Linked DNA regions of Homo sapiens: all the other regions are linked to region 6. Evidence: chromatin loops called from intact Hi-C (ENCODE). Cell type or tissue: heart right ventricle. All regions are shown on one strand.

Evidence for each region. A loop is a pair of places that touch in the nucleus more often than their neighbours do. Peaks named below come from ENCODE experiments on the same cell type or tissue, not always from the same donor. Only the 100,000 strongest peaks of a DNase experiment are listed, where the experiment ranks them.
Region 1: a loop joins it to region 6, with 3 times the contacts of the local background. A loop is called at or near these places in 32 of 110 quality-filtered maps.
Region 2: it touches region 6 in a loop (2.0-fold over the local background); 2 of 110 quality-filtered maps call a loop at or near these places.
Region 3: it touches region 6 in a loop (3-fold over the local background); 4 of 110 quality-filtered maps call a loop at or near these places.
Region 4: a loop joins it to region 6, with 13 times the contacts of the local background. A loop is called at or near these places in 41 of 110 quality-filtered maps.
Region 5: a loop joins it to region 6, with 7 times the contacts of the local background. A loop is called at or near these places in 34 of 110 quality-filtered maps.

The regions. Positions count from the first base shown.
Region 1 is chr13:35,162,779-35,166,778 of GRCh38, forward strand. NBEA (neurobeachin) reads left to right here. Exons shown (of 59, transcript NM_001385012.1): 24 at 1,578-1,731. Among named protein-coding and RNA genes, the nearest start is that of NBEA, 220 kb to the left of the region's middle. In heart right ventricle, a CTCF peak has its summit at 1,758 (motif pointing left); no DNase peak of the experiment used is centred here.
Region 2 is chr13:33,912,657-33,916,656 of GRCh38, forward strand. It overlaps a transcript of RFC3 not described here. Among named protein-coding and RNA genes, the nearest start is that of RFC3, 97 kb to the left of the region's middle. In heart right ventricle, no CTCF peak of the experiment used is centred here; no DNase peak of the experiment used is centred here.
Region 3 is chr13:33,929,692-33,933,691 of GRCh38, forward strand. It overlaps a transcript of RFC3 not described here. Among named protein-coding and RNA genes, the nearest start is that of RFC3, 110 kb to the left of the region's middle. In heart right ventricle, a CTCF peak has its summit at 1,901 (motif pointing right); no DNase peak of the experiment used is centred here.
Region 4 is chr13:34,075,592-34,079,591 of GRCh38, forward strand. LOC124903153 (a long non-coding RNA gene) reads left to right here. Exons shown (of 2, transcript XR_007063754.1): 2 at 3,782-4,000. Among named protein-coding and RNA genes, the nearest start is that of RFC3, 260 kb to the left of the region's middle. In heart right ventricle, CTCF peaks have their summits at 1,709 (motif pointing left) and 1,908; no DNase peak of the experiment used is centred here.
Region 5 is chr13:35,155,603-35,159,602 of GRCh38, forward strand. NBEA (neurobeachin) reads left to right here. Exons shown (of 59, transcript NM_001385012.1): 19 at 172-253; 20 at 481-604; 21 at 1,476-1,668; 22 at 3,414-4,000. Among named protein-coding and RNA genes, the nearest start is that of NBEA, 220 kb to the left of the region's middle. In heart right ventricle, a CTCF peak has its summit at 1,766 (motif pointing left); no DNase peak of the experiment used is centred here.
Region 6 is chr13:33,798,715-33,802,714 of GRCh38, forward strand. No RefSeq gene overlaps it. Among named protein-coding and RNA genes, the nearest start is that of RFC3, 17 kb to the right of the region's middle. In heart right ventricle, a CTCF peak has its summit at 1,695; no DNase peak of the experiment used is centred here; H3K4me3 peaks cover 577 bases; H3K27ac peaks cover 2,187 bases.

The DNA.
Region 1 (4,000 bases), 1.4 Mb after region 6:
AGGCTAGTCTTTCCTATACCCAGTCAAGCTCAATAATAAAACAAAATATAAAATGTGTGTTAGCAGGGAAAAAGTTATGACTGTTGTGGAAGAAGTCAATAAAGTCTGCCATAGAAAGATTTTACTTTTGATTTTATTTGATCAATTTGTTCTTAGACTACTCATATACTTTCATTGCTAATTGTTATATGATAAATTACCTAGAGATGGTAACTGAGGAAACCTAAATACCATGAAATACATTGCTATTAACATGAAGACCAATGTATGGAGATAAATTATGTAATTTGATAATTATAATATCAGTAGCCTCCAAGTGAGTGATACTCAGCTTTTTTTCCAACCACCTACTCTGTGTTTTTGTTTTCTTTAATGGGCTCTCATGAAATTACCCAGGTAGAATTTAATGTAATTTAAATTTTTTAAAGGTAACACTTTATTTTTAGGACAGAGAGAAACATCTTGAAATTTAAGATACACAGTGATAGATAATAATTCACAACTCTAAAAGGGTGAGAATTATTGACTCAATTTTGACCATGAAGTAATTTCTTTTTTTTAATCTTATTTTTTTCCCATTAAAAAACAGTTCAGGCTAGGTGTGGTGGCTCACACCTATAATCCCAGCACTTTGGGAGGCCAAGGCGGGAGGATAGCTGGAGCTCAGGAGTTCGAGACCAGGGCAAGACCCTGTTTTTACAAACATTAACTAGGCGTGGTGGTGTCCACCTGTAGTCCCAGCTACTCGGGAATCTCCTGGGCCCAGGGAGGTTGAGGATGCACTAAGCCATGATCCCACCACTACACTCTAGCCTGGGTGACAGCAGAGATCCTTTCTCAAAAAAAAAAAAAAAATTATATTCTTGACTGACACCAAACGAAAGCAGGGTATTTTTTTGACATCTACATTGTATGTTTTGTATGAGAACACTGTACTACCAACTTACTTTGAGATTTTTTCCTTTTCTTATTAAATAAGTTCTTGAATTTGTACTGATTTATTTATACTCCCCTATCATGTCACTTCTTTAGCAGTATACATTTCAATGTGACTAGTCAAAGGTGGGGCTGAAGTCATTGGGGATGTGACAAATTGAAACTGCCTACAAAATAGAACTTTCAGTTAAATTTTTAGGTTTTCGGTTTCAAATTTTATTTATGGTTATGAAAATTTTGAATTGGTTATATTTTGAGTTTCCATATTATTTTTAACATTAGACATACTTTTTATATTTAAAAGGTTTTGCCTTTCAACAAAAAACAATCAGATTTGGCAAAATAAATATTTTTAGCCAAATTTGTTGAGTCAGTCATATGTCTTAGAATCTAGTACTGTATTTTTCAAGCAAAGTAATAATATAATGAGTTAATATACTTGGATACAACAAAATCCTGTGGAGATGAATGCTTAGTTTTTGGTAATATGATATCTCAATTATAAATTGCTTTATTTTATAATTTAATTTTAAATATAGCTAGCTCCTACAGTTCTATAATTTTTCACTTGTTATTCTAATTGTCTAAGCTTTTCATTTAAGTAAGCCAAAACATACTCATTTCTGTTTTCTGTATTTTAGCCATTCTACAAAGTCTGTAATGGATTTTGTCAATAGCAATGAAAATATTATTTTTGTACATAACACAATTCACCTCATTTCCCAAATGGTAGACAACATCATCATTGCTTGTGGAGGAATTTTACCTTTGCTCTCTGCTGCTACATCACCAACTGTAAGTACTTTGCCTCCATCTAGTGGTTATATTTTATAAATACATGACTTTAGCATTTCAGTGGTGGTCTAGGCTATAAACACATTTTAACCAGACCTGTACTTTTTAGGCAAATTTTTAACCATTTAAATTTCTATTTCCACCACTTTTGTTTATCAGTGTTGGGTTCCAGCTGTGTGTGCTTATGAAAATGTTTCTCTGGTAATTCTGATGAATACTTCATCAGAAGAGTATTGCATTCTTCATCAAAGATATTGTATATCTCTTCAAATCTGTAGTATAAATAAACTCTTAAAATCCTTGTTATTTAACATTTTCATTTATTTACTGATTCAACATTTATTTTACAAAATCTAGCCTTGTCTTGATTTGTTTCTATATAAAACATTGAAATGTGTTAATATAATACATTTTAAAGGCATTTAATGTTAATTGTGTATGTCATTTAAAATAAAATAGGTCAATGTTAACTTTGTATTTTAGTTGTCATTAAAAACAAATTCTTTGATTCAGACCAAGGCAGACTCCATAGCTACTTGCTCAGATGGGAAAGAATATAGAATTTTGCTTCCCATATTACCCACGTTCTTGTTGCCGTATTAGAAACTCATCCTTAAGCTCAGAAAGCATACCTTTGCCAGAGGGAAATATTTCATTTTACTAAGATGTGCTTTAGTTGGTGAGACACTGTTTCCAAGTTGATCTCTAAGTGTATTTCATCATTAACAAGCTTTTTCTACATGACTCTTTTTCTTACTGTTCTTTTGTTAATGCCACCACCATCACCAGAGCAGCCTTGAAACTTCAACATTAGCAGCCATAGGCTATATCCTCACACACTTTCCCCAGGCCTTACTCTTCTGTTTTATTCATGAATTTGCTCAAGAAGTCCACAAAGGGAAGCATTCCAGTTCAGAAGGAGGAATGCAACAGAGCAAGTCACCAGTAGGGCCTTAATCAAATTAGCAGCTGAACCAAGGAAATGGAGCTAAGAAGAACAGTATAAATTGTTGATGGTGTGTGAAGAGTGCAAGTATACATACACCACTCCTTTTCTTTAATCTCTCTTTTCCTCTGGTGATTTATACCAAATTCTGGTAAATTGAGAGTTGTGTATGATTTTTAAAATGCTTTCTAATAGTGAGACATAGAGGGCATTTTTTTCTTCTCTTTTCTTTTCTTTTTTTTTTTTTTTGACAGAGTATCATTCTGTGACCCAGGCTGGAGCAGAGTAGGGCGATCTCAGCTCACTGCAACCTCCGCCTCCTGGGTTCAAGCAATTCCTCTGCCTCAGCCTCCCAAGTAGCTGGGATTATAGGTGTGCACCACCACACCCAGCTAATTTTTGTATTTTTAGTAGTTATGGGGTTTCACTATGTTGGCCAGGCTGGTTTCAAACTCCTGACCTCAAATGATCTGCCTGTCTCAACCTCCCAAAGTGCAGGGATTACAGGCATGAGCCACTGCTCCCGGCCAACGTGTTTTTTGTTTTATATATTGAAGACTGAATAAATCAATATTTTCTTTGTGACATTTTTCTTGATCATATAAATTGCATTTTGTTTTATAAATTATCATTTGTTATGAAGAAATTTTTAAAAGGTTGTATTGAAATTCACTTTGAAATGTAATATTGAATGTTTTTAAATTTTGCATGGAACATAAAATGCTTCTTATGTAAAAAAAACAGTTTAGCAATAAGTTATTTCAATTTGTATAGGTTTAAAATATTCACATTACTAAATAGTTTTCCAAATTTTAAAGGCAAAAGATCTTTAACTATTAAGATAGAATATTAAAGTAATGAAGTAAACTATAACATACATACTATTGCACCAGTCAAATTTGCTTATTTGTTTTATGATGATTGTACAGTAAAGATACTGACGCTTTGAGGTTGGCTTCCAAAATTATTACGATTCAATTTTGACCACTGTAGTTTGGAATTTAAAATTATTTATTACCTAGACTATCTCAACAGACTTGGGAATTCATTCAATTATAGAAACCTTTGTTTATTTTCTCAATTTCTATATTTCTGTTATTTTGGCCCATTAACTGTTTGGACCTATGCCTGGTTGTACAACATAGCTGATTTTATGTTTTTAGAATGAATTGCTTCCTTAAGAGAAATAGCCGAACCTTTCTCCCATTTTGTATCTGGTAGAACTATGATTGGTGCTGACTGCTGAATGTTGTTTTTCTATTATGAATGTTGTTTTTGTATTACTGGGTTGTATAATATTCTTGCTAGAAGTTGTAACATAGC
Region 2 (4,000 bases), 110 kb after region 6:
GGCCATGTGAACCTGAGAAAGGAATTGAAAGTTAATTCTATGAACGCTGTGGGATCATACAGTATTTATGCAGGGGAGAAAAAGATCAGACATTGGATTTTAGAAAGGTCCTTCCTGCTGCAGTGCTGTCACAGAAGAGATTGCCATAACCAAGAGTGGGTGCAGGAATATCAGCTTGGGGACTTTTATAAGGGTGGCCTAGGGATGAAGGGAAGAGGAAGGATGGGAGTGGTAATTAGCTTAATAACTGGGTGTGTGGGTGGATGAGAGAGAGAAATCATAGATAAATTGCACTCACCAGATGCTACTGAATCTATCTGTCTCTGCTAGTCCTGTTCACAGAAACAGGGGACACTGGGAGAGGGAGAGCCTGAGGATATAAAGAGGATCAGAAGACAAAGGAGTGAGTTTAGCTTTAGACCATTTGAATTTGAAATGTTTGTGGGTCACCCAGGTGTGTCTGTCCAGCATAAAGCAGGCCAGTGAAAATATCAGTGTATGTATGTAAACTTAATAACTAGTTATTTTATGAATACACTCCCTGGATAAGGAGATCAAATTCCACCTAGGAGCTGGGTGGTTTCTCAGCACTCAAAGCAGTCCCAACAGGCTCTAATTGAGCTCAGAGTGCCTAGCCAGGCACTGGGGGAACGGGAGAAGGAGGAGCAGAGAAAAATCTAGATGGGGCTGCTTATGTAAGGCCAGAATTCAGAGAGAAAGCCAGAGGCACTGCGGAATCTCTTCTTCATAGCCATGGGAATAATAGTAAAATTGTTCATGAAACACCAAGTTGCCTGAGTAGTAAATGAACTAATTTTGTGATAAGCTCAAAGGACACAGAAGCTAAAAACATGGACTTTTGAGCAGATAATTCTGGTTTAAACTCCCATTTCTGTCCCTTTCTATATGACCTTAGGGAAATTACTCACTCTCTCTAAGCCTCAGTTTCTTTATCTTTAAATGAGATGACACTACCTAGTTAGATATAAAAACACCTAGCTTATTGGATTGCTGAAGGATTAAGTGAAATATCGTATATGAAGTTCTGGCAAGTTTCAGTGTTTGTCAATAGTGAGCCCTCAATCTCTGGTAGTTACTGTTGCTGTTATGAGATATCCCAAGAAGGCAAATATCCTTGTTGCCATGTTTACTACAGCAGCAGGGAGGAAAGGAGCAGACAGCCACACCCATTCACATATATGTGTATAGAACATGTGACTATACACGTATTTATAATAACAGAAGACTTCATTATTTTCTTGCTTTAAAACCATAACCATGTAATTTTATGAAAATATGAAAGAAGAGTGCATCCCGTTGCTAAGTGATATGCTCATGTAATTACTGGGGAAACAGATGGCCAATCAATAGTAGACAGCTAATTGCCTTACAAATAGATTTAGTTAAAGATTGGAAATGATGATAAAAGTGTGTTGTCCTTATGATAGTGATATTAAGGCGGTTCATGGTCAATTATAATAATATAAATCATATTGAAAAGAGCATCTTATTTCTACTTTTAAGCTAATAGGAAGCCACTGCTTTCTGTATTGTTGAGTCAAGTTTTGGAAGAAAAATGGAACCACTCATTGTGCTAGACAAATGCTTTATTCTAGGCTACTTTTTCTTCCAAGGAAGATGAGCATTTGAAAAGTAATTATCTATCCATTCATTCTGCCAACCAACATTTAGTGAACATCCACTATTATACTTTCATGCAAACTTTCTTCTTCCATACTCTACCTTCTTCCTCCACTTTGCTCCTAAAAAGTCCAAACTACCAGAAAAATGTAGAAGTGGGCACCCTGTGTACACACATGGCTGATGACAAGGTAAATTGGAACAATATTTTAAGAAAACAGTATGCTTCTGTCAATCAAGCACAAAAGTATTATGCCAGTTGGTCCAGGAATCTCACCTCCTTGGAAACTATGTGGAGAAAATAATTCAGCCAAAGAAAAAAGCTGCTTGTATGAAGATATTTATTGTGGAATTATTTATAAGAATAAATTGGAAACAAATTATATGTCCAATGCTAAATAATAATTAAGAATGACAATCCCATTTATGAATTCTACATAACATTATGCAGCTATTTATAATGTTTACAGTCTTCTTAGAAATCTGAACAAAATTTATGATCTCATAAATAAGGTAGTTTGCAAGAATTCACCAGTTCTATGTTTATAGCTATGCAAAGAATAAGTATAAAATAGGAAAATGACTGAGAAAGAGCAAACAAAACTGAAAATAATTGTGTTAGAAGAGTGGAATATTCTTTTTTCAGTCTTCAACAACTCATTTTGATATTCTTTTATGATATATTAAATGTGAACACCACAAAGAATTGTTCTGTATGTAGTCAAAATCCAAGATGGCACCTTCCAAACACCAAATAAAAAGCCTTCCTTGCTTTTAGAATTCAAGTAATCTTAGAGCAATAAATAGTTGTTTCTCCATGTCTTATCTTCCTTGTTTTGTACTGTGAGAGGCATTTACAAGTATATTGAATTTCTCTTGCTTATGAATTCAACTGCTGCTGCTTTTCAACAAACAGCCTTAATCCTTTGTTTGGCTGTCATAGTTGCTACTGCAGGAATTATGATGCTGCCAACAGAGAATTCAGGAGATAAAATGAAGAGGTTTGTAAATGCCAGTACACTTGCACCCTTTTCTTGATATTACCAACTGTACATATGTGTATATCTCTTTCTATATATTTGTCCTATTAAACTCCAACCTTGTTCAGTGCGTGGACCATAAGGTTTATTTAATCTGAAAACATGCTTTGCATGCTATAATTATTATTACAGAAGAAAATAAATGTACTCACTAATCAGAATATCCACTAGCAATGAAGAAGGAAAATGCTGCCGTCCTTGGGGGTAGATTTCTGTAATGTTCCTCATGCCCATGCCAGAATTTTGTTTTCTTTTTCTTTCAACTTCCTAGACCCTAATTTCCAATGTCAGAATAGTTTCCCAGTCAGAATTGGGTAGGAGAGATGGAAGTCTGTGCTGGCTGCTTTTATAAATATTATGTGGTTGTTATTTTAGTGTGATTAAAAAAGAAAACAATGACTAAAATTATTCGTAATGATTCATATTAACATTGTGAGGCAATAATTATATTTCTATATTTCTATATATATATATATTTTGAGAGAGAGTCTCACTCTGTCACTCAGGCTGGAGTGCAGCGGTGCGATCTCGGCTCATTGCAACCTCTGCCTCTGGGGTTCAAGTGATTCTCACGCCTCAGCCTCCCAAGTAGTTGGGACTATAGGCGCACTCCACCACACCTAGCTAATTTTGTATTTTTGGTAGAGATGGGGGTTTTGCCATGTTGGCCAGGCTGATCTCAAACTCTTGACCTCAGGTGATCCACCAGCCTCAGCCACCCAAACTGCTGGGATTATAGGGGTGAGCCACCATACCCAGCTGGGAATAACTATATTTCTAAATGACAGAGCTTCATTAGGGTTAGACATTTGTGAGGAACATGCTTGCTTGCTGGAGATGCTTGGCTTGCAGGTGCCTGCCATTTGCATGTTGTATAGTGCACATCTGAACTTTGGAGCCACTCTTACCATCTGCCATAAACTGAAAGGTGCAATTTCCAAAACTGTTTTCCTTAAGACCCAGGATCTGAAAAAGATTATTTGAAAATCCCCTTAGAGATGGAAAGAAAGAAAAAAAGAAAGCAATGGTCCTTTTGCTTGTATATTATTCTATTCAATCTTCACTTTAGATAAAAATCACTGTAGGCCTTTGGTGACAGAAACAGATGTCTCAAAGAGGACTGGATCACACAAAGTCAGATTTCACCTGGGTAGAAAGCATTCTGCATTGACAACCATCTGGGTTTCAACTAGATGAAATGTGATGATGCAGAATATTGTCTCATAATACTTATGGATGTTTGGCTAATAGCACCAGTGATGACTGACCAAGGCCACTCACAGGGAGCAGCTGCACAAATGTATGTACGTAGATGTCTG
Region 3 (4,000 bases), 130 kb after region 6:
TATTATATTTTATACAGTTGAACTCATAATATATTTTCAATTCAATATTCTGCATTTTCATAAGTAATTTTCTGAACTTTCCCCTATATTATTATAATTTGACAATTGGATTATTTCCAATTTATGCTATTAGAAATAAAGTTAAGGTAAACATTTTTATGAATCTTTGTGTGTATTTCTGTTCATCTCTTTAGAACAGAGACCCGGAATAAATTCTCGAGTCAGAAAGATTAAGCATTTTAAAGTTCTTAATGTAGCTTGCCAACTTTCCTTTTGAATATTTGTGATAATTTGATACTTATATTTTTAGCATTGAGTGTTACTGTTTTTCCTAATCTCTGACTATTTAATAAATACTGAATTGTATAGCTTTATTTTTCTTTTATTACTAAAGAGACTTAATTCTTTCATCTATTAGCTAATTCATCTATCAGCTTGTATTAGGGTTCTCTAGAGGAACAGAACTAATAAGATAGATGTATATATGAAGGGGAGCTTATTAAGGAGTATTGACTCACATGATCACAAGGTGAAGTCCCGCAATAGGCCGTCTGCAAGTTGAGGAGCAAGGAAGCCAGTTGAAGTCCCAAAACCTCAAAAGTAGGGAAGCTGACAGTGCAGCCTTCAGTCTGTGGCCAAAGGCCTGAAAGCCCCTCAGAAACCACTGGTGTGACTCCAAGAGTCCAAATGCTGAAGAACCTAAAGTCTGATATTTGAGGGCAAGGAGCATCTAGCACAGGAGAAAGATGGAGGCTGGAAGACTCAGCAATTCTGCTCTCTCCAACTTCTTCTGCCTGCTTTATACTAGCCAGGCTGGCAGCTGATTAGATGGTGCCCACCCAGATTGAGGATGGGTCTGTCTCTCTGAGTCCACTGACTCAAATGTTAATCTCCTTTGGCAACACCCTCGCGGACACACCCAGGAATAATACTTTGCATCCTTCAATCCAATCAAGTTGACACTCAGTATTAACCATCACATAGCTCTTTTAATCTCCTCTTCTGTGAATTGTCAACTCCTGACCTTCAAACACTTTCCTGTTGATGATCTGGAAGTTTTCTTACTAATTATATGTATCGATGTAACGTACTAATGGTGATAAAATGAACAGCTTGGGGCAAAATTTAGGGATAGATAAACCTCAAGCTTGTTATAATCAGTATGATCCCTGCCTTTCTCTCTTCCTTTAGTTCTTTTGGAAAATGGTCACCATCATTTGGTATAATCTATCATTTCTTAATATATTTCTAAGGCATCTAGGTGATATATTACATTCTCTCCCTTTTTCTTAGAGTTTTTTTTAGTGACAGCTTATGATTGGGGCAAATTTAGAGTTGAAGTGTTTCAATGTGTCTTTACATGATATGTAGGACTTAGATGCTATTAATGTTCTCACCTTTGATTTATGGATCCTGGATCTTGGACATATTGAATTGTAGAAAATTTCCCAGAAAGCAACATAGTGAGAATATCCAGATCAAAATAGAATTTTCAAGAGCTGATGTTACATGCTGCTCACGATGGCAATGAAAGTACAGTTGAACCAAGAAGTCATGGATTTAGTTGTAATGTGGATGGTAGTTCGTTTCATCTAAACCAGTGGTTCTCAGACTTTAGCACACAACAGCATTGCCTAGAGGGGCTGTTAAACACAGGAGCGGGTCCCCACCCTGGAGTTTTTGTTTCTGTATAGGTCTGGTGTGGATACCGTGATGCTGATGCTTTTGGTCTGGGGACAACACCTTGAGACCACTGATCTAAGCCATCTGGGGGCTGAGTGTGAGACAAGATATTACCTTTTTCCATGGTGTAGACTCATATCATGAGATGTGTAAATTCTAAAATCTTGCGAACAGGAGACCAAAATTACTGTCACAGTGTGGGGGTCCAACAAAGATATAATGTTACCTCCAGGGGGTGCCATTTCCTTGTGAATGACTGCCTTAGAAGTTGTGTATAAGGTACATGACCATACAGAGGCCCTGAAGTCTGGTAGTGGAAATACATTTTCCTTTGTGATATCTGATGTTACTTTTAAACATGGAAAGTCCTCCTCCCTTTCCTCTAAGAGTCTCCTACCTGCAATCTAAAGATCAAATTTATAGTCACCTACGTTTGCTTTTTTTAATGAATTCTTTTTAACACCTTCATTATAAAGTCAAATTCTGTTCATGTATTCTGTGAGGTGATGATTAAAACAGCATATTATTTTCCTAAGTGACAATTTTCTCCATACTTTTTGAATATACATTTGTTTTTCATTCACTGATGGTGGAATCTTTCTCGTATGTTGTGTGTGTGTGTTTGTATTCTGAGACTATTTATATTGCCTTTGTTGTGCTAGTTCATTAATTCTACAAATGCTTACTATGTTCCAAGCACTGCAGAGATATCAGTATGAATGAAACAGTCATGAATAAAACACATGTGGACTCTGCCAGCATGAAATTTACCATCTCAATAGTCTGTTCCATTGTTCATCTGTCTATTCTAGCTCAAGCATCACATTAGTTTTAATTGTCGTAGCTAAAGAACACATTTTAATCTGCTGTAGAGAAATTATTCCTTAATGCCATTAAAAAAGTTAGTAATTTTTGTCTATTTATTCTTCTTAATATACCTTGGAATAATTTTTTCAGAAATTCAAAAAGGGGAAGAAAACTCTTTGTGACTTTCATTGGAATTGTCTTGCAGTATATTTTGGGAAGAATTGATATCTTTTATAAAACAGTTTTCCCTCCCAAACCATTTTTGTATGCCTTTATTTATTGGGATCTTCTTTCATATCTCTGTATTATAAAATAACATGCAAGTACTAAAATGTGTTAGTCTGCTGAATTTTTTGGAATGCTTTTTATCAGCAATATGAGAAATTCCATGAAACTGTAGAACTGGGCCCACAAGGAAGGAATGAGGCTTGAGGTTATCAAACAGAGAAGGGAAAGTACAGAGAAAGAATTACTCTAAAGCAAAAACAGTAGGAAAATTTTTATGTTATCAAGATAGTCATGTAAAATAATGCATGGTCCACATGCATAAACCACATCCAATGCTAGTCTATGTATTTTTTCTTGAAATGTCTGTTTCTCTTGCAAAGTATATTGCCATATAAGTTTTAAACAGTGAGGACATCAGTCTCTGAGCAATATTCCTGACATTGTGACAACAACGACTGGCTTTTGCTGTACATGTTTGCAAACATTGGTTGAGACTTGTAGGCTGACAGCCTAAATGGACAATATGTCCATAATCTGCATGCCAACTGGCACATGCTGATAACATCTGACAGGCCACTCTTGTCAAAGCTTTTGAACACCTAATAAATACAATTATACCCCCTTTACCCTTTGAAAAATCTGAGATACTGGTTTTTCCCTTTGAGTTACAGATGGTGATATCATAAGAGCTTTGAGACAGCTGCTCAGCCTCATTGATGCAAATGCTTATGGCAAACAATACATTCTTCAGATCTGTGGTCGTCTTTCTTTTTTCTTTTCCTGCTTGCTAATGCCGAGCTGATGATGCAGAATATGGACCTCAGTTGCAATTTTAGTATTAGAGGTCAGAAAACACATAGAGATCTGGGTGAACAAAGAATGTGCAATAACCACATTTTACCTGTCCTACATTGTTTGGGAATGAGCTCCTATTGTGTTAAAATGAACTGCTGGTCAGTGCTGTGGAAACAATTTATCCCAAGAACTTATTATTGGCTTAGTGATTGTTTTTTGTTATCATGGGTTCTATAGCCACTGCTATGATTGGGTTAGATGCTCATTTCCTTTAACTGTGATGTTTTAAGAAACCCTAGCTTAGGTGAATATAATTGTTACCATTTATAATAGTAGGTTAGATTCTCATCTTCTCTGTCTCCGTGTAACAAAGATAATAAATCGAGATGATAAAATTTAATAATGTACAAAGTATTTCATTGTTAGTGATGCATTTTCAAATGATGACCTGTGAAATTGAAAATAAGAAGGGAGAAACTTTTTTTCC
Region 4 (4,000 bases), 280 kb after region 6:
GAATCTCTATATATTGAGAGTGTGTAATAGTCAACTCAAATTATTGCTTTTTAAATCTATTGTTCTCTATACCTAGAGATGAAATATCCTTTTTTTATATGTTAGCTTAATGTCATGCTGTGTTTCTGTAGCAATTATTTGTATGGAATTACCCGGTAATTTCACTATACTTTCCTTCAATGTAGACAGAAAAGATTATACCATCATTTCACAGTGTCTCTTTGATTTGTCACACTGGGCATTAGGAACTACTTTTGGAAAAAAAAGCAATGAAGCAAAATTGTTTCTCTTTTCAATAGAAAAATTCTGTTTAAGGAAATAAAAGTATTTTCCTTATGATAACAGATGAAAAAATATACCTGTCTCACTGCTGGTAAACTCTTCCAAGATTAGAAGGTGCCTCTTTTCAACGTGACTGGCATATGAATAGAAGGTGTGGAAGCCATTGCTATTGGCAGGGGAAATCAAAGATTTGGCATTATGGGTTTTCCTGCATTTCACAATAATTTCAGTGTCTGGGGGCTAGTTCCTGGGAATTTAGCCTCTACTCTAGGAAAAGGTATGGGTGAAGATGCTGGGGGGTGGGGTGGGGCGGGGCTACTTTCCATTGTAGCTACTTGGAGGAGAGAGGGACATTTGGCAAATTCCTGCTAAATGTCAGGAGCTTTACAGCCATTATTTTTCTTGGTCTTTTCAATAATTTCGCAGAAAGTATTATTTTTTCCAGATGAGAAGACTGAGGCTCAGAAAGATTAAGCAATTGTTCCAACTGCCCATATTTAAACAGAGGTTGCATTGTAATTAAAATGAGGTCTGGATCATAGCTAAACATCCCTTCAGTTTAACTAAAATTTTGCATGAATCTTTTAATCTTTCATTGATAACCATCTCCAAATGACTATTCATGACTAATCTTGGCTTAGCATAGTACTGCTACAGTGCTTTCTCACTTATTCTCATAGCCTGACTACAGATTGCAAAGTCAAGTACTCTTTCCCCACTCTTGACAATCCATTCATCTCCTGTGAGTATGGATTTAGTGACACCTAATGTCTTGAGAGCTTGGGGGGTCAAGGAGAAGTCTGCCCTTCAATTGTCTTAAGCCAGAGTGGCGAAGAAAGAGATCTGGTGCCGGGCCATACTCCCCAGTCTCTCTCAGCACGTCCCATGACTTTTTCTAATATCCACTGCTGTCTTTCCATTCTAGAAAAGAGAAAGATGATCCAAGTATCTGTATGGAAAACCTAAGGCATTGGGGGTCTCCTGGGAGTCTGAAGCAAGAGGACTGAGATACCCTCAGAGGTATTGAGGTACCCTCAGTAAAGGGCAGCAAGACATGACTCCTGAGGAGAGTGGAAAAGCCAATGTTTATTCTGGCTGCCTTCAATTCAGTCATTGCATTCCACATCTCTCTCAGGCCTTCCTAAGGTCCCAAATGTGGACAAGTGTGGTATGAATAATCTGTATGACACTAAATATTTCCTTTATCCAGGATGGGGCAAAGAGGAACTTTATATAAATAAATATCAAGGGGAAGTGGTAACATAGTTAACAAATGGCAGCTAAGTTACTTTCTGATGACTGCCCAAGGTCTCTCAAAGTACCATTTCTGCAAAGCATGTTGTTGTAATCAGCCTTCTTGGATTAATGCTCAGAGGCAGTAAACAAAACACAAAATAAAAAAATATATACATGACAAGCAGCTGGCTAGTACCATCTAGTGGTAGCAAAGAAGCAATAACTTTTAAAATGACCTTTTAAAATGCGGAAAGGGGGAGACTGAAACCATCCATTCCTTTCTGGGGACATGAATGGTTTACCACGAAGGTGTAGAGCTTCATTTTTGTCCATGGGAGCTGGAGAGTGGCTCAATGCCAGGACGCTTTTCAGAGAGAAGACAGCTGAGAGAGATTGAGCTGCATTTCGAGATGGGCTTATTTCAATGCCTGAGATAGGGGCACATAAAATTGCACACATAGCTCATTTTCTGTTTGGTTGTCTCTTGTGGGAAGGAATGGTGCTGCTGATCTCTGGGAGAGTTTGGGGGTTTCCTGAAAACCAGCTACTTTGTTTATAAACATTGCCATTCAAAATCCAAGTCCTGGATAAAACTCTGGCTGTGGCAATTGGTTTTGGAGACTTTGTTGTTTGTGACACCTGCCTCCTTGTATCTTAGGCAGAGTTTCAGAGCAGCAAATGCTTGCATGACATTTCTCCAAAGGATTTTAGTTGATGATCTGCATTCCACTGAGCAAATAATTGTCATTGCTATGGTTTATTCAATACCTACTGTGTGCCAGGTACTGTGGTGAGCCTTTTAGCTGCATTGGCTAATATGATTCTCAAGACCATTTTGAGGCAGGTATTCTTTGTCTCATTTATATAAAAGAGAAGTGGGGCTCAGAGAACTCATATGACTTGCCCAAGATCACAGAGGTCATGGAGGTCGTGCTGGGAGTCACTCGCACGGGAAGGTATCTGACAGCCACTGTGGAGGATGAACTTACAGCTTCAGCACCGTCCCTATCCTCAGAAAGCTTATGATATTTTTAGGAAGGTAGGACATGCACAAAAATAGAAATATACCATGAGGGCCTGTGCAAGATGGTTATGTTTCTGGAGATTGCTGACAAGGCTATTGAGTCTAAGAGACAGGCTGAGACGTCAATTCCCCTATCCCCATATGAATAGGCAGCCAAGCCACCCAGAATCATTCGCAATCTCTCCTTCCTCATTGAATGATGTTTAAATGTGCCTGACTTGTTGATCATCAATGAGGTGGCACCTGCTGGAGTAAGAAAATGTTGTGATCAAGAAGATGGATCTGGTGCCAGGACAAGGTGGACTAGAGTAAAGATTCTGGGGCCAGGGAGATTCATTAGGAGGAAGTTGTGAGTCACTCGGGTGTCAGGAGATGCACTGAAATGAAGAGACAGCTGTGGGGATGGAGAGGACGAGCTGACAGGCCAGACACTGTAAAAGAACCAGAGAGAGTAATTGGGCCCTGTTCCTTGAAAGATGAGGAACAAATATGACTGGTGAGAAGGGGAAAAGGCTGTGTGGGTGCTTCTGGGTGTGTGTGACAGTAGGTGTGTGAGTGCAGATGTGTATTTGATTGTGTGTGGGGCAGTGTGCAAGTGTGAGTGTGGGTGTGAATGTGTGTGTGTGTGTGCATCAATGTGTGTATATGTGTGAATGAGTGTGTGTATCTATGTGTGAGTGTGTGTGGGCATGGATATGTGTGAATATGTGTGTATATGAGTGCACATGTGTGAAGGTATGTGTATGTGAGTATGTGTGAGTGTGTGTGGGCATGGATATGTGTGAATATGTGTGTATATGAGTGCACATGTGTGAAGGTATGTGTATGTGAGTATGTGTGTGTGTGTGTGGGCATGAATGTGTATATGTGTATGTAAGTGTGGATGTTAGTGTGTGTGTGTGAATAAGCATGTGTATGTGAGTGTGTGGGTGGGTGGGAATGTGTGACTGAATATATGTGTCTGTGAATGTGAATGTGTGTGAGCATGTGTGTGTGTGTGTGTGTGTGTGTGTATGGAGATCTATCAGGAGAATGTTGTACCTGGTCTCTGAGTTGTTTGTAGAAATGGGAAACAGCTTCTTTTCTCTAACCCATATTGTTTGAGCAGATTGAGCTCTCTAAAGAGATGTTTTTATATAAACTAAAACAAAAGGTGTCTCTTTATTGGATGTGGTAGACAAGAAAACAAAAATTGGAACCAACATCCTATTTTCCTTATTATGTTCCTTTGATTTCAAGGCAAATGGTCTCAATCAAGACATTCCCCACTCTGGACTGAAGGGGCTGGTGGTGGACACCATGTGAATGACCCACCCTGAAAATGACTTGAAAGTTACAAGGGCAGAGCTCCAGCTGACGGCAAAAAGGAGACAGGCCAACTGTAAGGTTTCCACTTTGTGACCCAGGTTTAATCTTCTTACAGTGTGCACTGCACACACATTCACACATATACAAATA
Region 5 (4,000 bases), 1.4 Mb after region 6:
AAGAGTGAAACTCCGTCTTGAAAGAAAGAAAGAAAAAAGTCCCTTTAGAAGAGATGTTTCTTTTGGTTTGGACTGCATTGACATTTCTTTTGCAGGTTCATTGTATATCTATATTTTGCAATTATTATTTAAATTGTTTTCTAAATGAAGTTCAAATTCTTCATTTTTCAGATCTTGACAGAACAAGTATGTACTCAGGTCGTACACAAACCACATCCAGAGCCAGATTCTACAGTGAAAATTCAGAATCCAAGTGAGCAAATGGCAGTTCTTTACTGTATTGTGGTAGGCGCATGGCAACATATGAGACTAAATCAAAACTTTTCCTAACCCCTTAAATCATTATGGTGTTTACCTAGTTCATGACAGTTTTAACTCACCTTTTATAGTGTTAAGTATTTATTTGAAAGTTGGTAATACTTTTTGAGTTGAACATAGGATATGGTTACAAATCTACAAGTTTTTTTTCTTTGTTTACAGTGATTCTTAAAGTGGTGGCAACTTTGTTAAAAAACTCTACACCAAGTGCAGAGCTGATGGAAGTTCGTCGTTTATTTTTATCTGATATGATAAAACTTTTCAGTAACAGCCGTGAAAATAGAAGGTAAGCAGTTTGGATACTGTAACAACACTTTATTCCATAATTAATATTTTCTCTCTTTTAGATTTTCAATTCATTTCAAATCTTTTCCATATTGCTAAATACTTTTAATCATCAGAAAAGGCATTTTATGTTTCTTTGACATAATCTGTATTCGGTATTCTTCTATTTATTTTTATATTATTTTTATTTTGTTACGTGGATATTATATTTTAATTGTATATATGAATATACATATAAACAAACTCTTATTTAGAATGTAATATCCCTTTTAGTGGTACCTATCTATCACCAATGGAACTTTCAGTTGTAATTGTGTTGGATTTCCCCATTTTCATCTATGCTTTCCACCCCATATTTCTTATGGCCGAATGTTGTGCATTTTTAAGCTAGTTAGCTTGAACATGGGGTAAAGTCTGAGGCCATGAACTCTGGGGTAGTCATTGCCTGAGTCTATAATTTAACAAATATTGATTGAGTGCCTACTGTGTTCAGTGTAAGACTTTGTGCTACACAAGATAGTCTTAGTACACAGTCTCAGTACATTCCAGTGGGAAACCATAAAGCAATGATTAATGTATAATGTGTTAAGTACATTGTGAGTGCTAAAGGTGGTGAGAAAGTAGAGAAGCAATAAGTAAATCTGACTGTGAAAGTTAGGAAAATGATTTTGAATGATAATTAGGATTTTTCCTGGTAGAGAAATAAGAGAAAGTCATTCCAAGTATAGAATATATAACGTGCAGCATGACTGTACACCTTGCTTTACTGAGGTCAGATCATATTTTCACTATTTTATTTATCAAAGTTTCAAAATAGTAAATTCTAACTTAATTTGGATATTTTTAATGAGATCAAATTTTTTTCTCCCTAGATGCTTATTGCAGTGTTCAGTGTGGCAGGATTGGATGTTTTCTCTTGGCTATATCAATCCTAAAAATTCTGAGGAACAGAAGATTACCGAAATGGTCTACAATATCTTCCGGATTCTTTTGTATCATGCAATAAAATATGAATGGGGAGGCTGGAGAGTCTGGGTGGATACCCTCTCAATAGCCCATTCCAAGGTAACACGGGATTTAACATTTTAACATCATCAGAGTTATTGCAGTGGATTAAATGGCTACAAACATGCATCTGGTGCCATCTTGTGGGCATCTTAGATTTTGACAGATTCCTGTATCTCAGTTTTGTATTTTTCCCTCATTGTTCATAGACTGTTAGAACTTGAAAGTGGCTTATAGATGAATTAATTCAAACCCCAAATTTATAAATCAGGAGTTTTATACCCAAAGCTGACATACATCTGTTTTATAGCAAATCTGGGAACTTTAATCTGAGCCACTTGCTCTTTCAACTGGTTCTTGGAAGAATATTTTATGAAATAGTCTCTGAAATATACTTTTTAAGACTTTTTTTTAAGAAGTCAGATTTTTTTATTTCCAAGTGAATCATAAATACAGTGTTTAAGTTTAGTGGTATTTTAATTGCTTTATCTTTTCTTTATTTTTAATCTTAAAAATCTGTATGTCTATTTTAAGTATTATTTGATCTTTGGTAAAATGAAATAGTGAATTAAACTGTACAAGTATATACACATTAGATTCTGGAAATTCAGAGTTATGGGTTTCTCATCATGAAGTGTTATAGAAGAAGCATGGGTGTCAGAAGTATGGCTTTTAATTTAGTCTGTGCCATAATTGAGTTTTGTGATTTTAGGAGACTCATTAAGTCTTCTTGAACACGAGTTAGAAAAAAATGTTTAAAAGGATAGATAGTAAATATTATAGGCTGTGTGGGCTCTATAGCCTCTGATGCAGCTACTCAACTCTGCCGTTCAGTGTGAAAGACAATACATAATGTAAATGAATGATCATGGCTTTGTTTGAATAAACCTTTATTCACCCAAAGAGGTGATAAGCAGTTTTGTCCCATGGGCCTTATGTTACCAACCCCCACTTTTGGGACTTGCTTTCTTCTTCTGTAAAATTAAGGGGATTTTTGTATTATGAGATATTCTTTAAAGGATGGTCCCCCCAATCTAAAATTCTGTTAACTTATTTAAATATACATTAATAGAACCCATGTCTGTAAGAGAAAGTCTGTGAACTTTAAAAAATATTAGAAAAGCTTTTGTTTCAATTATAAATTTACATTTTGTGAAGTATTGACACCTCAGATTTATCATTGCTTTAACAAATTTGAAAATAGCAAAGAAAAAGACATTGCAGGTCTTTGTGCAAAAAAAAAGTATTCTGATTATTAATAAAGAAGCCTAAGTAAAGTAACAAAGCCAAAACAGCTTATATAAGGATAAAACTGTGATATTTTAATAGCTTGTAAATTTATATATTTAATGATATGTGTGAATTTTTTAACATCAGTTGTTGGGAAGGGTGCACATATGAGCAATAGATGGTGAAAACCAACATAGTAATAGTACTTTGGTTATTGTATATTATTAGCTGCTTATTCTCTGTTTAAGCTTACATAAATGTGTGGAAGTTAACTGGCATATTTGGTTTGGGTAACATTGAAATACTTAGCCTAAAAGAAAATAGCTTTTAATATTGCTGAGTTATCTGTGTGATTTTGGCAATCCTTATAATAAATCATATATAGCTGTATTTGTTGATTATTTCCAGTTACTTAATGAAACTAAGCACTTGCTTTAGGACTAACAAATGCCAGCTTTGAAGTCTTAAACTTTCTGGCATTATTTTTTCTATTTCCACAATTTAATTTGTATTATTTAGTTTTTTCTTTTTGATATGTACAAAATGCCTTAATGTTTTCTTTACTTATTCCTAAGGTCACTTATGAAGCTCATAAGGAATACCTAGCCAAAATGTATGAGGAATATCAAAGACAAGAGGAGGAAAACATTAAAAAGGGAAAGAAAGGGAATGTGAGCACCATCTCTGGTCTTTCATCACAGACAACAGGAGCAAAAGGTGGAATGGAAATTCGAGAGATAGAAGATCTTTCACAAAGCCAGAGCCCAGAAAGTGAGACCGATTACCCTGTCAGCACAGATACTCGAGACTTACTCATGTCAACAAAAGTGTCAGATGATATTCTTGGAAATTCAGATAGACCAGGAAGTGGTGTACATGTGGAAGTACATGATCTTTTAGTAGATATAAAAGCAGAGAAAGTGGAAGCAACAGAAGTAAAGCTCGATGATATGGATTTATCACCGGAGACTTTAGTAGGTGGAGAGAATGGTGCCCTTGTGGAGGTTGAATCTCTGTTGGATAATGTATATAGTGCTGCTGTTGAGAAACTCCAGAACAATGTACATGGAAGTGTTGGTATCATTAAAAAAAATGAAGAAAAGGATAATGGTCCATTGATAACATTAGCAGATGAGAAAGAAGACCTTCCCAATAGTAGTAC
Region 6 (4,000 bases):
CCTTGGCCTCCCAAAGTGCTAAGATTACAGGTGTGAGCCACGGCGCCTGGCCTCTATTCACATTCTTAACCAGTAATTATTTATTTATTTATTTATTTATTTTTCTGAGAAAGGGTCTGGCTCTTTCACTCAGGCTAGAATTCAGTGGCATAATCTTGGTTCACTGCAACCTCTGCCTCCCAGGCTCAAGTCATCCTCTCACCTCAGCTTCCCGAGTAGCTGGGACCACAGGCACATACCACCATGGCTGGCTAATTTCTGTATTTTTTGTAGAGACAAGGTCTCACTATGTTGCTTAGGCTGGTCTCAAACTCCTAAGCTCAGGCAATCTTTCCACCTCATCCTCCCAAAGTGTTGGGGTGACAGGCATGAGCCACTGCACCTGGCAATATTTGCTTACAATATAAAATTGTGTTTCATATTATTGTAAGCTACTAATGAGAGCGCTATAGACAAAAGTTACTAACATGCAAATTGCTTTCTTTAAACTTTAATTTCTTTCAAAAGAATTTTAAAATTCTTAATGCAAGATCAAAGTTTAGTCTTAGTGATGTATTTAACATTAGTTAGCTATCAAGCAGATACACACATTTGCTTTATGGATACATCAAAGAACTTCAGATAATTTTTTGCCTTTTTTTATGGTTTAGAGAGTCTTCTTTCAAAACTGTAAATAAAAGTTAACTGAAAATGTGGAAATTTTCAGGATGAAGTCACCTAGTGAATAAAGTTGTAATGAAGAGAGGAAAAGTGGGCAATCAAAATAGGCAACGTTTTGTCTTTCTTTGATTTATTGCTGTAAGAGAAAGAAAAGTGTAATGATGATTCCACAATTCTAAAAAACTTCATCCATTTTAAACTATTTAATGAAAAAATATTTTTAAGTAGAAGAATGTAGCATGTAGAAAAAATATAAAAAGGGGTCTCTCCATCAGAGACACTTTAGAAAGAACTCTGGATAGAATACCTCAAAAGCACTCATCTGAATAGAGCTCTGCTACTCCTCTTAGGTTCACAGTTAGATCAATGAATTCAAGTTCCAGTCTCATTGTCCCTGGCCTCCTGGGCAGCACAAAAGCTTGGTTTTAGTAACTACTTCCTTTGGAAGTAATAACAAGTAAAGCTTGTTGTGAAGGGTTACGTTGTGTCTCCCCGGCCCCCCAAATTATGTCCATGTCCCAACCCCGGTACTTGTGAATGTGACATTTGGAAACAGGGTCTTTGCCGATATAATCAAGTTAAGGATCCCAAGACGAGACGATCCTGGATTTTGAGTAGGGCCTAAATCCAATGACTAGTGTCCTTGTAAGAGAAATGGGTGGGAGATTTGATACAGAGACACAGAGGAGAAGACTGAGAGGGAGACCATGTGAAGACAGAGGCAGAGATGAGAGTGATGCCTCTGCACACTGGAGAATGCTGCATTGCCAGCAAGCACAGGAAGCTAGGAGAGAGGCATTGAACAGATTCTTCCTCCAAGCCTCCAGAAAAAGCAGCCCGGTAGACACCTTGATATCAGACTTCTGGCCTCCAGAAAAAACGTGAGAGAATACCTTTCTGTTGTTTTACACCACCAAGTTTGTGGTCATTCATTATGCCAGTCCAAATACAGTTGTATATTGTTATAAATAGGCTTTCTTTTGTGGTATGGAAAAGTTTGCAGAAAAAGACGTCTTGTTACTCTGCAGACCACTGTGGGGCACTATAATCTGTATCTTTGGGAAGTAGTCTTTGAATGATCTTATAAAAGGTTCTGTAGGCTTTGCCGCAATAGAGCTTTTATTTCAGAGAACAACAGTGACAACTCAAGACTCAGGAAAAAAAAATCTGAGCTACCTTGGGGCCCAGGGAAAATCTAGTTTCCCATTTAATAACACATAATATTCTTAGGGAACAAAACGTTATCATTTAGTAACCATTTCCTTTGGAAGTAAAAGTAAATTTTCTTTGAAATGATTGCTTGGCATAGCTGTTCTTTGTTCAGTGGTGCTGTGATATTTTGATTTTAATGTGCCATATGAAAATTAAACTTCGAATGACCCATATAATAAGAGAAAGTAGGGCCAGGCAGAGTGGCATGTACCTGTAGTTCCCAGCTGCATGGGGAGATTGCTTGAGCCCGGGAGTTCAAGACCAGCTTGGACAACAGAGTGAGAATGTCTCTTAAAAAAAAAGTGAAAGTAGAAGAGAAGGGAGGTTGATAGTTCATTTTCTTCAGTGTTTACAACATCCACTAAGGGCTTAGGCTATATATTAAATTTATGATACACAAAGTAAACATTTAGAAGCTATTCTGTTTAAAATGCATTTGATCTTTCAGAGCTCAGTACATAACTTTACTATTACTCAGTCATTTAAACAAGAAATTTTAGAAATATTCCTGACGGTTACTTCTCTTCACCCCCATATGTAACAATTCTGCAACTCTCATTTAAATATCTCCTCTTAGTTCCACTGTCTTAGAAAAGGCTCATGCCATCTCATGACCAGACATTCTAACTGCTCTCCCAGCTTTATCACCTATTTGTTCTAGTTCATCCTTCATCCACATAACTTCTAGGTTATATTTTTTCTAAAACAAATCACATCATCTGAATACAATGGTACAAAGATCTTTTGTCCTGGCACCTGCCTAGATTTCCAGTCATTTCTAACAACCCCCCAACCCTCACGCTGTGCTGGTTTGGGCAGATGTGCACAGTTGCCTACTGAACATCTCATCTTTCCTTTTTTCTTATTCTTAGAACTCCAATTTACTTCTGGACATCATCATTCCTACCATTATGTTTATGGCGTTACTGTGAGAGTTTTACATATATGTATATCACTTAGGACCCACCTCAAATGGTACTACTTTATAGACGCATTTCACAACTTCTCTCCTGGTGCTTCTACCAGCAGGGGGTATAACCTAAAATGAATATTTACAATTCAGGCTTCATTCTGTGAAAAATGCTGCTTCATTCATAGGACTGTCTGGAATCTAAACCTTACCTGAAATTGTCCGTGTGTCCACCTGATTTAGGTACTCTCCCCTTAGAAAAGTATGAAAAAATTTAACTCATAATCTGTGATGTTAAAGAAAGAAAATAATATTTAAAAAGAATTGCTTTTATACCAAGAAATGAACAATATATATAATTATAGTTAGTTGTATATATGTATATACACATATCTGGACATACAGTCTGTGTAGTTTGTTCATGTACATATATGAAAGCTATAAACATGCACACAAAGTGTAAATTCTATATAGATAGAACAATAATCCTAAACTAATACGAATCTCTCTTAACCTAGGATAATGTCTCTCCAACTTTAATGTTTGTAAAAATCATCTGGGGATATTGTTAAAACGCACACCAGGAAGCTGGGGTGGGGCCTGAGATTCTGAATTTCTAACAAGCTCCCAGATGTTGCCAGATACCACACTTTGAGTAGCAAGGATGTAGTGAAGCTTTAAGCTCATCAAATCTAAGATAAATGTCTCTATCTCAATACAGGTGGGGGTCCTCTCCTATCTCGTTTTTGGTTCTCTGTTATCTTCTCCACTGAGAATCCACCTTTGAGAGTGAACTCTTCAAAGAAAAGGACCACATTTTCTCCATCATTGGACCCATCATGCAGCATCTAGTGCAATGCCTGGCACTTAGCAGTCATTCTTCACACTGTCTACCACTATGATAAAAAGTTACATGAGTTAAGTACCACATGGGCTACACAGACATTGTCCTAAGAAGCCAAGGAGGAAAGGAGCTTGCCAGAGGGGGCAAGTTTTATGAAAGAGGATGTCTTTGCACTGTTCCCTAATGGATAGATGGGATTTTCAACAGCAGACATTGGGAAGATGTCATTGAAGTCAGAAGAATTATATGAATAGAAAATTCAAAACATGCTCAGAGAGCAGTAAGACTTGAGACAGGAGCAATGTAAAGTATTGACATAATTTATGTACATAAGAAAAAGATTTGAACTAGAGTGGAAAAGGAAAAGAGGCAGT